3 separate regions of the Homo sapiens genome follow, and regions 2 and 3 are each linked to region 1. The links are chromatin contacts, found by Hi-C or POLR2A ChIA-PET in ENCODE. All regions are on one chromosome and are shown on one strand. The core of a region is the stretch at or near the end of the contact, and the rest is flanking DNA. Distances in the headings are between cores, read along the strand shown. Region 1 has its middle 51 kb from the start of MIR466. Region 2 has its middle 110 kb from the start of GADL1. Region 3 has its middle 85 kb from the start of MIR466.

Region 1 (4,740 bases), core at 1,668-4,167:
GGAGATGGATGGTGGTGAATGAAAGGAGCTATGGAGATGGATGGTGGTGATGGTTGCACATTATGAGTGTATTTAATACCATTTAAGTGTATATATAAAATATTAGGATGGTAAATTTTATGCTATGTGTATCTTACCATAATTTTAAAAATTGAAAAAGGAAAAATCATACTGGGATTTTGATAAGATTTGCATTAAACTTACAGATGGATTCAGGGAGAATTTACATATTTGCTGTGTCGTATTTGGCAGTACATAAAACACCACTTTGATTTTAATTTTCCCCTGCAGGTTGCTTTGCCTCAGCCCCTGGATTACAACGCCCCCTGGCTCATACCTGAGTTCACCACAGCCTTTGGACCCCAGAACTGCCCTTGCTGGTTCTGGTCTCTGGCTAAATCTTCTATGATTGCAGCTTTGGCTACTACCTATAGCCTTAGGGAAAAACCCAGAACTTGTGTTTGAATTCTACTACCACCAGATGTTAGCTGAGTCATCTCCAGCCTCAATTTCCCAATCTGTGGGATTTGTTGCACTGTATACCTTAAACGGGAGTTATTGCTATTATTGCAGTTAACATAAGCTTCTACCACTTACCTAACTCAGCGCGTGCAGTTAGATTTTAGCATCTAAAATGCCAATCTGCAATCATCTTTATTAGTCATATTTTGCCTGTTTTTATCCATCATTCCAATTTGTTGTAATCATTCCAGTCCCTGATATAATCCACATTTTAATCTCAGATATTGAAAAGTAATGGCAGACAAGACAGAGAGTCATGGACAGAATTTGACGTACCACTAGAGAAATCTGTTCTCATTTAGGTCCTTTGATTACAGTTAACAAAAACACATTCTAAGAAATCAAAAGAAAGCCAAGGAACCATGCCTGGGAACAACATAACCAGATAGAACCAAAATCAGGTACATCAGACAGTCTAGCCTAAGAGGCTGGCTCTGGAATAAATAAGCTCTAATCATCATCTCTTTGTCTGTGTCACTCTGTTCAAGATTTGCAGAGCCCAGAGAAAGGTCTTCTTTGCTGAGCTCAGGTCTCATGACTGACTCCTGGCTGTACCAGGGCAGTAAGAAGAAGGATCTGGCCAATGAGATGCCTTAGCAGCTGTAATAGAAGGATTCCACCTGCACTTCCTGCCCCAGATGAATTCAGGGCACTGTCACGAGAGGTCATGAGTACTCGGATGCCACAAAGTGCCAAAAATCCATTCTAACTTTTTCTCATTTGATAGTAATTCACTAATAAGCACTTTCTGGTGATGGCCGTTCAGCCAGAAACAGATCCACCCAATTGTCCAGAAACATAGATCCACTAGTTCCACCAAAGATGTGTTGACAAATTGATACAAAGTCTTGTTGAAATACAAGTATATGAAACCTATGGCATTCCTTGAATCTACTGGAACCTAACGTAACTTTCACATTGGCATTTAACCTGCCACACTAGTTACGTAGTGATCCCAAGTTCTTCACTTAACTTCAGTACTCAAGTCTTCTCATTGACAGCAGTGAGATAATGGTTCTAATCTCACATTTTGGTGGGGGCTTTTATAAAGTACTATATAGCTTATTTGCTATCTATGTGCGAGTTACTATATAATGCCTACTGCCTCCTTATAAGCATAGAGACTGAATGGAAGTCCCTCAATTCTGTTTAGGTTTTTTGAGGGCTAAGGAGTTAAAACTAAGGAGAATAAATCTGGAGGGAGAGTTGAGTTGCTCTGCAAAAGAGAAGAAATAGAAATGGAAGACCTTTAGCCATCTAGAGAAACCTGGAAGAGACAGGTGAGAAACAGGACTGTGGGAGAGGGCGAAACCCTCCGCAAAATGGCAGTTTCCTACTAGAATGGACAAATTACAGAACAAAGGCACACTCGAGGTAGCTGAACCCAAGTGGTATAGAAAGCCAACAGGACACACTGACTCATCTACTGGCATTCCCATTCTAGAAAGTAGCAGAAATCTTGGAGGTAAAGCTCTGTGGACCATGGAATTTGAGAGTTAAAGGCAAATTTACGTAGATCTCAAGGGGCAGGAAAAAACCCCACCTGAATTTTGGCCTATATACATTTGCATTCATATACAAGAAGCAATAGAATAGTGAACTTTTCAGTCCTTGGGTGATTTTTGCTGAAGCAGAAAAAGGGGAAAAAAAGTCTCTGTGTTCTGTTATTCCAACTTTGATCTTTTATTCATTCTCTGAGGGCATAAATGATTGTTTATCTATGTTTTCATTAGTAAAACCACTCTTGAGGATTTTTTGTTTGTAGTTGTTGTTGTTTCCTGCTGTGGATTTTAACACAGAGGCCTTTCGTTTTGAACCAAATGTATCAACAACGAGCATCCTACAATTGCCATTTGCTAGATCCCTTTGTTTGTGGGCTCTTTTGCCTTATGTTCATGTAGGGTACAAAATTAATTACAAGCATGAATAGCTTGTGTCTGCTGTGTTGGAGAACCTGAGGTGATAATGGCTGCCACCTACCATACCCCAGAATGTGCCTACCCACAGCCTCTGCAGAACATGTAGCCCCAGGAGGATATGTTTTATACCATGCAGCCTGGCCATTCTGGTCTCAGTCAGGGGTGCAAATCTAAAGCAAGAGCAGCCAAACCATAGCCTCTCCATGACCTCTGGAGTGGCCACAGGTAAAAAGACAAGTTATGGCCGGGTGCTGTGGCTCATGCCTGTAATCCCAGCACTTTGGGAGGCCTAGGCGGGCGGATCATGAGGTCAGGAGATGAGATCATCCTGGCCAACACGGTGAAACCCCGTCTCTACTGAAAATATAAAAATGACCTGGGTGTGGTGGCATGTGCCTGTAATCCCAACTACTTGGGAAGCTGAGGCACGAGAATCGCTTGAACCCAAGAGGCGGAGGTTGGAGTGAGCTAAGATCTTGCCACTGCAATCCAGCCTGGTGACAGAGCAAGACTTTGTCAAAAAAAAAAAAAAAAAGTTATGCCAGTCAGATTCTCTTCCTCAGATATTTGAAACAGGAAATGAGTAAGAGAAGACGATGACAGTGTACATCAAAGAAGGCCATGAAATACCTTTAGAAGCCATGAGGAATCACGAGCAAGCCAGAATTAGGAGAAAGCAAAGTCAATAGCAAGAGCAGAAGGAAGGTAACATAAGAAACTCGATAGCACTGTACTAACCTCAACCTGTTCCTGCCTCAGGTATGAGCACATCCAAGCCATTCCCTTTGCCTACCTTTTACATTATCTCTTTTTCCTCTTCCCATCTCCTCCCTTCTTTGCTTAAAGACAACAAGGCAGAAGAATTAGAGTGTTGCCATCAGAAGTCATGGAAATGCACCATTGCAATTCCCTTGTTTTTCCCTATTTAAGCTGAGCTTTATGAAGGATACATTAACCACATTATCAGATGGAGACATAATGACAAGCCTGCTCTTCATCTTTTCAAAATGCCCAGATGGAAATAATGTCTGAGAATGTAAAGTTTTCCCATCACAGCACTCTTCTCTCTTGTTGAATCTAATTGTAGCACTAGAAAAAGAGAGACTGACTCTTGCAAACCTCCCAGTGAAATGCCAACTGTAACACATCATTAGCTAAATAAGAAACAACAAGGTCAGCATGGTGTGCGAGAAATGGCAATGTTGTACTTGCTGTTGATTCAGAACTGGCGGGTTTGTGAGGAAGGGAAAAATAAATGTGTATAGAGGTAATGTTGGCCAGGTGCAGTGACTCACGCCTGTAAACCCAGCACTTTGGGAGGCCGAGGCAGGTGGATCACCTGAGGTCAGGAGTTCAAGACCAGCCTGGCCAACATGGCAAAACCCCATCTCTACCAAAAATACAAAAATAATAGACAGGCGTGGTGGCACACCTGTAATCCCAACTACTCAGGAGGCTGAGGCAGGAGAATAGCTTGAACCTGAGAGGCTGAGGTTGCAGTGAGCCGAGATCATGCCACTGCACTCCAGCATGGGTGACAAGAGCGAAACTCCATCTCAAAAAAAAAAAAAAAAAAAAAAAAGCAATGTCACTACAGGCCGCCACAATATATAGGTGTGCATGGGAAAATATAGTTGAGTGTATTTTCAGGATGTGGCAAGCGGATGTGGCTCAACCAGAGGAATTTATAGCAGCAAGTAACAGCCATACCACCATAAAACTGCACAGAAGCTACTTTTAGACTTTGAGGATCAAACAGCTAGATTCAAAACACAGATAATAGAATAACAACTGCTGCTTAACAGGGAGTAGGAGATAAAAATAATTTGCTACACTTTGCTAGATTCCACCCCATTCCTCTAACATAGCAATCCTGGGCAGTTAATTAGAGTATGTGTGGTCGCTGCAGATGAAGGGAAACTCTATCAGCGATGGAAGAAACAGTAGACAGGAAATCCTGAGCCAGCCATTAAAATAGGAGTAAGATTTCAGAAGCCAGAGATGAGATACAATAGGAGGTGAACTGAGTTAGAGGAAACAACTCCTAGTGAAAGAAGGTCTCTTTGCCCTAAATCAGTAAAAGGGATCTACATTAAAAATTCGTATTTAATCGTTAACGTTTATTTTAAAATAAACTAATGGTTGTTGTTTCTTATTTAATTAAGAAATTAAAAGAATTTCTTGAAATTAACCTATTTTCTAAGTTCGATGTCAGCCATAATTATTATAGACCAAGAGGCACACACAAACCCACTCCCTCCCCTAACCCATCTCTTAAACAAAAGATCACCCTCCAGTG
Region 2 (4,740 bases), core at 732-3,231, 210 kb before region 1:
GTAGAACCCACTTATTTATTCTGCCTATATGTCATTTATACATTCCAATGGATAAGTTTACTATCAAAACTATATACCGTAAACCAATGCCTGGGTGTACACCATAAACTATACACCATAAACCAATGCCTTGCTATTTCCCTGGTAATCTTCAGCTGGTGCAGGACCTGCCCAGTAAATCAAACCCTATTAAAGAATAGTGAAATTAAGTAGAGGAAAACCATAAAATAAGTTGTGGGAAGTGAGGGCTGGAGGGAGTGGGGAGAAAGAAGCTCGATAGATGAAAGGGGACAGAATCACACCAGAAAGTGGAAGGACTTATTGTAATAACCGAAGGATGCTGAGATAGATGGAATGTGTATAACCTGCTTTGAACTCTCTGCTCAGGAAAACAGACACCATGTAAACACAATATCCTAGTTACTATGTTTCTCACAAGACATACAAAAAGGGAACTTAGTCATTTCAATAGTTGAACAATGCTATATTATCAAAATGAAACTAGATTTAAACTATTAAATAACTGCATTCACCCAAAGTATTTGTACACACAGCAAAGCTATTTAAACCAACGGATATAATTTTGAGAGGAATTGTTATATTAATTCACATTTATTTTAAGTGGCAGTGGAATACTGAATGCAGATAAGACAGTTAACTGTTTGAATTCTAGGGTATAGACCACAGGTACAGAATAAAATATTTTTTAATTTATTGAACACCAGCAATGTGGTCAGTATTGGACACATTTTGATACCATTCATGACTGCCTTGTTATCTAAACAAGCAGAAACAATCTTACCCAGAAGAGAAAGACAGGTGCCAATCAGCAGAAGACAGGAAAGTATTGTTTTATTTTCGTGGTGTTACACAAAGCCGACCAGATAGAGAGAGATGGAGTGAGGGGAGAGGAGGAGATGTAAGGAATTGGCTCACACAACTGTAGAGGCTGGCAAGTCCAAAATTTGAGGGGTATGTTAGGTCAGCAGGCTAGAGACCCAGGGAAGAATTGATGTTGCAGTTTGAGTCCAAAGGCCATCTGCTAGCAGAATTTCCTCTTTCTCAGGAATATCAGTCTTTTCCTTAATGTCTTCAACTGATTGGATGAGAATTACCTACCGGATGAAGGGTAATCAACTTTACTCATGGTCTACTGACGTATATGTTAATTTCATCTAAAAAAAATACCTTCATGCAACATCCAGATATGTTTGGCCAAAGTGCCATGGCCTAGTCCAGTTGACACAAAAAATTAGCCATCACAGTTGCCTTACCAATATTTGATATACTGTGACATTTTTCATTCAATTCTGTTCTACTCCGAAAAATTTTTTAAATGATGATCACAAACTAGTGGATTGATTTCATGACTTGCTCCAAGAATGCAGCTTTAAAATCTGAAAAATATTGGTCTAGAAACCTGTCTAAAAGAGGCTCATTAACTTTCTTGTGCAACACTGGAGGCAGGAGCAGCAAAAATGTCCTCTTGCACTCAGGAGGTACAGGGGAGTGGAGGATCTAAAAGCCCAAAATGGAGTGGCAGAATGTGTCCATTGAGCCTGAGAGTGGCAAGTATATAGTTCCAAAAGTTAATGATTTGAAGAAGTCTTATATTCGGGAAGAAAGAAAGACAGAAGTGAAACCATAGACTAGTAACTGCAGACTAGACAGAAACAAGGAAACCTCCATGGACATAGCATACAGATAATGGCATCAAGGACAGCATCACCAGATGTTTCCTTGACAGCATAACATAATGTAACTACTCCCAATTCAGACAATTCCACGGATAGAAGAATAGCATTGCAAAAATGACTGGAATTCATTCCTACCAAACAGTGGACTAGGAATTTGACATAGCAGTGTTTAGTCATCTATTGTTACATGAATAACCATCCCAAACTACTGGTTTAAAACAACATCAATTATTTTACTCTTACCCCGTACATTTCTGGAGCTTGACTGAACTCAGCAAGATTGTTTTCACTCAGCTCTCTTGTGCAGTTGCAGGCAGACAGTGGCTGGGGCTAAGTTGTCTGATGGCTGGCTTACTCATATGACTGGTGCCTGGCCTGGAAAATACCAACAGCTGGGGCTCCTTCAGCAGATCTCTATCTCCATGTAATAGAGAAGCTTCATGATAGCTAGAGTGAGAGATCCAGGCAGAAGCTGTTCTGCTCTTAGGACTTTGGCTGAGAAGTCACACAGCATTACTTCTGCCATAATCTAATAGCTGAGGCAGTCACAAAAGCCTGACTAGTCTCACGAGCAGGAGACAGAGACTTGACTTCTTGATGAAGAAAGTGCAAGTTCTGGTACATCACATAGAACCAGAAACATTCTTGCAGCCATTTTTGGCAAAAAAAAAAAAAAAAAAAAAAAAAAAAAAAAAAAAAATCTGTTCAAAAAAGTTCACTTAGAGGAAAGTTAAATGAATTTCTTGCCTATTCAAGTCAATGCACGGAAATTTATACCTAACAAACGGTAACGATTTGAGACTCATTCACCATACAAGGATCGGGAACCACAGATGCAGCCCAATGTCCTCATTTTACAACTGAGGACACTAAGACATAAACAAGGTCAGTGACTTGTACAGCGTCTCACAGAGAGTCAGTGTCAGAGCAAGCCTAGATCCCAGGTCTTTGAGACCCACCTTAATTCCCTTCCTAGCCTCTTTCTCTCTAGTCTTTCCACTGACCTTCACGTGCTCATTTACGAACAGAGCTGAGTGGGCGAGGACACATAGAGTTCTTGCTCTTAAGTACCTGATGGCAGTAGAAGTATTTGCCAACAAGGGCCACACTGAATTCAGGCATGGAATAAAAGGAAACACCACAAGGTTTCCCAGATGTGAAGAGGGCGAGGACTTCCCAAGCAATGACGTTCTAAACATGGCAGGCAGACTCACCCATCAGAACAGACACTAGCCATAAACAACCAGTAAGATAGTACCCATGTGTCCCAAGTGGATATCACCTTTGCCCCCTCTCTGACCAAGGTAAAAAGATGTTTTCCTCGTTTGTTTTATTTTTAATTTTTTTTTATTTGTTATATATATTTTAAGACAGTGTTTCACTCTGTCACCCAGGCTAGAGTACAGAGGCATGATCATGGTTCACTGCAGCCTTCACCTCCCAGGCTCAAGCAATCCTCCCATTTCAGCCTGCCAAGTAGCTTGAACTACGGGAACGCACCACCACGCCTGGCTAACTTTTGTATTATTTTGTAGACATTGGGTGTTGCAATGTTGCCCAGATGGGTCTCGAACTTCTTGGGTCAAGTGATCTGCCTGCCTTAGCCTCCCAGAGTACTGAGATTACAGACATGGGCTACCATGCCTGGCCTAATTTCTTCTGTTTAAATCCAAGACTATTCATAGCTTTGTGGTACAAATTTCAGGTTGCAAATTCATTTGTTCTAGGGGAAAATGAAATAGGATTTTCTAAGTGCTAGCAAAAATAATGTTGAAGTTTCTCCTTAAATACTTTTTAGAAGTTAAATCACTGCTGCTGAAGAAAAATGATGAGTCAATAGAAACTAAAGCATGATCATATGGATTAAATTTTTCTCAACAAGACTGTTTTTTTAAAGGAAGGGCAAAGAATTGAGAAGAATTGGTTTCCAGTAGATTTTTTGTTAACAATCATCAGTTTTCTATACATAAGACTTATCCAGCCTGGTGTTATGGAGATAGGGAATGGGGTACCAAATGCAGGAGTATAATTTCGCTGCAAGATTAACTGAAGAACAGAAAAACTATAGTTAAAATATAGCACTTGGTATTCTATTAGGTAAAAGAAAGAAAAAAAAGTATACGAGAAGAAATTTACATTGGCATCTTTGGTTCCAGTGGGGAAATTATATTTGACTGCCTCTCCCTCTGGATGGCATTTAAATGAACAATACAGACTTCACAGAAACCTAGCACATTAGAGCTGGGAAAGGTCTTAGAGAAGATTTTGTCCAAATGCTGCATTTTACAGGTGATGATGTTAAGGCTGTGAGAGAAAAAGTAGCTCACTCAGTTACACAGCTGGTGGAGCAAGAGCTGGAACCCAGGACTCCCAGCCTCAATGCTTGTACATGGTTCACATTATCACCCACTGAAATCTCAGAAATATTTTAGCAACAGCACGATCTGTAGTTAGAAACTTGAGATTCCTAGAGAAAGAAGGAGCTTTCAGAGGCATCTGCTCTTTGCCTCCCAGCATCCACCCCACTCCTCTGGCAAGTCTCTGTTTTTGTTTAAAGATCTACAGTTCAGCCACTTCTATCCACAAGGTTAGAAGACATCATACTGAGTGCTGCAAAACATGACCAATGTCAAGCCAATCACCACAGTGCAACCCATTCCACTGTGATTGGTTCATAGATGGACACTTTACCCATTGAGAACCAATGAAAAACAATCAGATTCTTGTTTCTGTTTTTAACCTGAGAAAGAGTTTCATTATCTTCTTCTTTCAACTTGAAGAGGAAGAAATATCAGACTTGAAGCCACTGAAGTGATTTTTATCCTACTTGGATATTGAGAACAAAGCCAGTACAGCAGAAGACAGAACCAAGAGATGTGAGAAACCACACACAGGAGATATTGTTTGGACATTGAATCTAGTCGTGTCTGAAACCAGCTCTAACCATGTACTTTTTAGTTACATGAGCCAGTGAAATCCACTTAATCACTCAAGGCAGTTTATGTTAGGTTTTCCATCACATGCAATTATAGGGGTTCTAAAT
Region 3 (4,740 bases), core at 1,127-3,626, 140 kb before region 1:
GGAAGCAGGGTAAGGCATACTAAAAAAAAAAAAAAAAGGCAAGGTAAAAATGTTTTGCATGGAACCTAGTCTCACCCATCCTAGGGTAAGCTCTGGAGTTGTCCTGCCCAGAAGCAAGGGAGTTTGGGCTCTTGTACCCTTGGTAACAGTCAGTCATTGGCCACAGGCTGCCTGGTGGAGGTAGGTAGGATGGGACGTGTAACCACCTAATGTCACTGGGTATGGCAGTGTTAGCCAAAGAGAGAGCCTCTCTGGAGAAGGGAGTAGCTGCTGGCAACCAACACCCACAGTAGCTGGGGGTGAGCACACCAGCCTAGTAAAGAGATGGTGGGGGGAGTGTTCCATAAGCATCTGTTACACTAGGTTACCTCAAAACCTTGATGTCCCGGAGGAAATCCCACTGCAAGATGGCTTGCTCTGCTGGCTTACACATGCCTCCATGTTCAGTAGTTTTTCAGTAATTTTCTAAAGAAGAAAACCTAATCCTCAAACCACTCCTTCTATATTTACCCAATGCTGGTGCCTGACTAAAAGAAAATTATTTGTTTCTCATTTGCAACTTAATGTTTTGGCCTTTATTAAAAGATGTGCATCTCATCCTCTCCAAACTTTCCATCCTTCCTGCAGAAAACTCACCCAGGCTACTGCATACTCTAGGGTTTTGGTCTCAGTGGATGGAATCTTGTTTTGAAGAAGCCAAATATGATGGATTACTGAAATCTGTTGTTCCCCCAGCTCAGCTGAGGGACTAAGTCCCTGAGAACAGAGATAAGCAGTCTTTTCAGGGTTTTGCCATTTTGATACTGAGGAGATTTAGGAGAGGCCTTTCCAGCATTTGGGGATATCTGTTAAGTATCAGAAATCACAGAACTTGGTCCTGTGGGAGACTTTGGTCACAGAAGGTCAAACTGAGAAGTTCCAGCACCCTGGTCATCTCTGATGAAATCTGAGGAAATCCACGGATTTGTCCACACGCACCCTGCCTCCCTTGAAGCCCTGCAATGGGCAGTAGGAGGGCCTGTGGGAAACACTGCCATTGCAGGTAAGAGGCTGCAACAGAGGGCCCCACCAGCTCGCCTCAGAATTACTCCTTGGATTATAAGAAAGCCTCGGGCACGCCCACAAAGTTCAAAAAAAGTGCCACCTGGGACTTCCTAGTCAGTTCAGAGCTCTTTTCAAACTAAATGACCACTCTGAACTGCTGCATTTTGAATCCACCAGCTGCAGAATCAACCAGCACTGACTTCAGAAGAGACTGAAAGGGGACGGGGTGCATCCCCTTTGCCACCGTTCCCCTGCAAGACAATTGTTCCTATTTAGCTCAGGCCTGTCAGTTAGAATTCACACCTCTATCCTCCCCACTGAGCCCCTGGACTGGGGTGAGAGCTCTGTGTTCAGAGAATCATTTTCATGGGCAGGAGCGTGAAAAGCAGGATGGTGGGTGGTGACTTTTGTTTGAAATGAATTGTGTCTGGGAGTCTTTTGAAGAGCAAAAAATAGACCTATTTATTGACCTAAAGCCATCCATGAAATGGGATATGATCTCTGGCACAAAGAATAGAATAGAAACTCCCCAATATTGTAGCTATCTAGAGATGAAAAAATTGTCTGGAGCTAAGACTTTATTTCTTCATCCGCATTCCTGATGCTGGGCTTCCTGCAGAATGCTGAACAGTATTATCTGTTTCTGGGCCTCAAATAAAGATAGAGAAAGAAAACGAGAGAGGGTGGGGTGGGGAGATCTAGCTAGCTACATTGATCTACAGATATACTTTAATAGTCCTCTTTACTTACAGACACTCTGAGACATGGTCAGACAGTTCACCTCACCTTGTTAATAGTAATTGGCATAAATGCTTCTTGAACTTTTGGCTAAGAGCAAGTGTAATGCCTGCTCTTACCAGTTTAATAATAATTGGCATCATTTTCTGAGCACTTATATAGGTGCCACATACTGTGACAACATTTATGCATATTATCTCATTAAATTCTTAAAACACTACATTTTAAAAAACCGATTAACTATAGCCACATTAAAAAAAAAAAAAAAGGAAAAGAAAACTGAGGCTCAAAACATTACTAAGCTTGCTTAAGGCCACATACCCAGGAAACTATATTAAAATTTGAACCCTGCTCGGCCTGAGCCCAATGCCTGAGTTCTTAACCACAGTGTCATTTAATTAAAGAAAAGTACACTCTAGAGAGTAACCATTCAACAGGCACTCGGGGTGGCCTTGGAAAGGAAAAGAAACACAATGAGACACTGAATGCACTTTAATATTTGAGAGAATTGGTTTCTCTTAAATGTGTCAGCCTATCATCCATGTTGTTCACAGCTTGAATCATAGGGTGGTTGTAGGTTGAGGGGAGCAGTCACCATTGACTCATCTCTGTCCTTCATCCTTTGTAGCTAGTCACCTACTAAATCCAGTGGATTCACCTTTGAAATGACTCATAACCACTCTTTCTTACTATATTTTTTCCTCCACTTTGAGCTCAGCCTTCATCTCTTCCTATTCAGATAACATCAACATTCTCCCCACTGGCTGGTCTGACTCAGCTCTCTCCTCATCCTGTCGGACTGCCCACTGCCAAACATGGTATCCTAAAATAGTGCGTCCAACATTTCACTATCCTGCTCAAACATCTGTGATTGCTCTCTAGTCTTTGTTGGCCTAAGTTCTGTTTTCTGCTTTATAGTCTGTCTTTCTCTCCCAGAACAAATGTCCATCCCCAGTCTGTACCCTTTTTCATCATCTGCCTTCCTTTTGCACCTGGCCACCCTTATCTGTATTATCCTCCCTCCCTCACATTGTTACCTAAATCATATCCAAATGTCAAGGTCAAGTCTCACTACACCCATGAAGGTTGTACTTTAAACCAAACCACTCAGTCCTTAACTTTTCTATAGATAAGAGGGGTATTCCAGTTTGGATTACTGACAAGAGGAAAGGCCCAGACAAGTATCTGAATGTAGAGATGTTATTTGGAAGTTACAGGAAGATATGATAGGGTGGTGGGGAAGAGGGACAAGATGGGAAAGGCAGCCAATAAAAGGTGCATTTTCAAGCCAGTTACCGCTGTGGACAACTGGAACTTAGTCCTGTGGGGAACAGGGGAGCCAGTATAGGATACACACTTCAATTATCTCATTCAAGGGGTGATGGGGTTGGAGTATGGATACACTGACTAATCATCAGTCATTGCTAGAGGGCTGCTCCCAGGGGGCATTCACTCCTCAGCACTTCTGTCCTACTAGCAAAACAAGCTCCAGTGGCAAAAGAAAGCCCCAGTCAAAAGAAATACTGGTGTTGGAAGTTGGCAATCAGATGGAGCAGACTGAGATGGTAGGAGCAATGGGATATATGAGTGGGACCTGGCAGCATCTGCTACAATAACCAGATAGTTTATTACCCAAACCCAGGCACTTTTGAGAGTGAAAAGAAATACTATTAATAATTATTGTGACAAAAAAATCAAGATGGTCCTAGGCAAATTAGTATGTATGGTATTGCATTTATAACAGTGAGTTTTATATCCGATTCTCCCCATCTCCACTCAGATGATATGATCCTTTAGGGTATGTTCAGTGTGGTCCAGCTACATGTGCCTTATTGAAGCCAGTACAGTGCTTAAGACAGCAGATGTTCAGAAAATACTGGATGGCTGGACATTGGATGAAGTAGCCACCAAAAATTCAAATTATGTTACTATTCAAAAAGCACAGCCTTTAAAGTCAGACAGTCCTGAGTTGAAACCCAAACCCCACTGACTTATTGTTAAACTGAGATGTAGATATGGCACATCTCTGAACTGTGTTTCCTTATCTTTAAAGTGGAGATGAAAATAATATATTCCTGTAGAGTTATCAAAGATCAGAGATGAGCTATAAGATAGTAGCTCTTAATATCCAGTAAATCAAACTATAGTAAATTAAAATATAGTCATTATTATTGCAAAAGCTATTTTTTAAAAAATGATACTATTGATGTCATCTTGCTCATTATTACCTCAGTCACATGCTGTAACTGGTACTTTGTCTCATCCCAGCATTTTGTTTTCTTCTCTGTGACTGTAGATGTTTTCACATAGCAGCAGGATTGAGCTTTCATAAATTGCACTTCCATTTGTGGAGACAAGGACCCTGGAATTGACTGGGCCATTCTCTAAGTCAGAGATGAAGAAGAATTTGGAAAAGGGAAAATATTTCCTGCAAAGAATTTGAGAGAATAAGACATGGCATGAGCGATTACCTGGACTGCCCAAAATCAGAATCTCCAGATTAAGCGTCACTGTTTCTCACCGTCTAAGAGGCTATGAATTAAGAGAAAAGCCACAGTAGAAAGATACCTGACTTTTCAAAAGGAGAATTCTGACACCTCGAAAGTAAACAAGTATTACTTAAGCTGCTGAGATGTCTTCCTAGCTTATCTCCATCACCATTACTTTTGATGTCCACTCAAAATTTTCTTTGTATTCACAGGATCACAGGAAAATAGAACAGATCTTACAGGTCCAATTACTAGTTCATATTGCAATGAAGCCTAAAAACACCATATTAACCCTGTATTGAGAGATAAGCAAGGGACAAATATGAGATGAAAATGGAGATGCATATCCTCTCACCCTCCCTTCTTACAACCTGCGTAGCCTGCTATCATACCCACTATGTCAGGGACCTTTATGATTTCTTTTAATGCATTTATTTTATCAATATAATACATACATGTCATAAAAAGT

The links. Hi-C counts contacts between places; a loop is a spot of excess contacts on that map. ChIA-PET counts read pairs that join two places held with the same protein, here RNA polymerase II (POLR2A). Pooled maps may share reads with other maps.
Region 2: a loop to region 1 is called in a pooled map, with 3 times the contacts of the local background. The contact joins two enhancer-like sites. A Hi-C loop is called at or near these places in 3 of 37 single-sample maps with no recorded cell type and 4 of 50 pooled maps.
Region 3: a pooled map shows a loop between it and region 1 (8-fold over the local background). The contact joins two enhancer-like sites. A Hi-C loop is called at or near these places in 8 of 50 pooled maps. POLR2A ChIA-PET finds 5 or more read pairs at or near these places in 2 of 52 experiments (OCI-LY7 and PC-9).

Annotation. Positions count from the first base shown.
Region 1 is chr3:31,209,939-31,214,678 of GRCh38, forward strand. No RefSeq gene overlaps it. Among named protein-coding and RNA genes, the nearest start is that of MIR466, 51 kb to the left of the region's middle. RefSeq lists an enhancer at 2,210-3,409. Within about 2 kb of position 2,918, at least 3 of the 41 ENCODE cell types and tissues checked have a DNase peak (open chromatin) inside an H3K27ac peak, as active enhancers do.
Region 2 is chr3:31,002,495-31,007,234 of GRCh38, forward strand. No RefSeq gene overlaps it. Among named protein-coding and RNA genes, the nearest start is that of GADL1, 110 kb to the left of the region's middle. Within about 2 kb of position 1,982, at least 2 of the 41 ENCODE cell types and tissues checked have a DNase peak (open chromatin) inside an H3K27ac peak, as active enhancers do.
Region 3 is chr3:31,074,840-31,079,579 of GRCh38, forward strand. No RefSeq gene overlaps it. Among named protein-coding and RNA genes, the nearest start is that of MIR466, 85 kb to the right of the region's middle. RefSeq lists a silencer at 675-875. Within about 2 kb of position 2,377, at least 3 of the 41 ENCODE cell types and tissues checked have a DNase peak (open chromatin) inside an H3K27ac peak, as active enhancers do.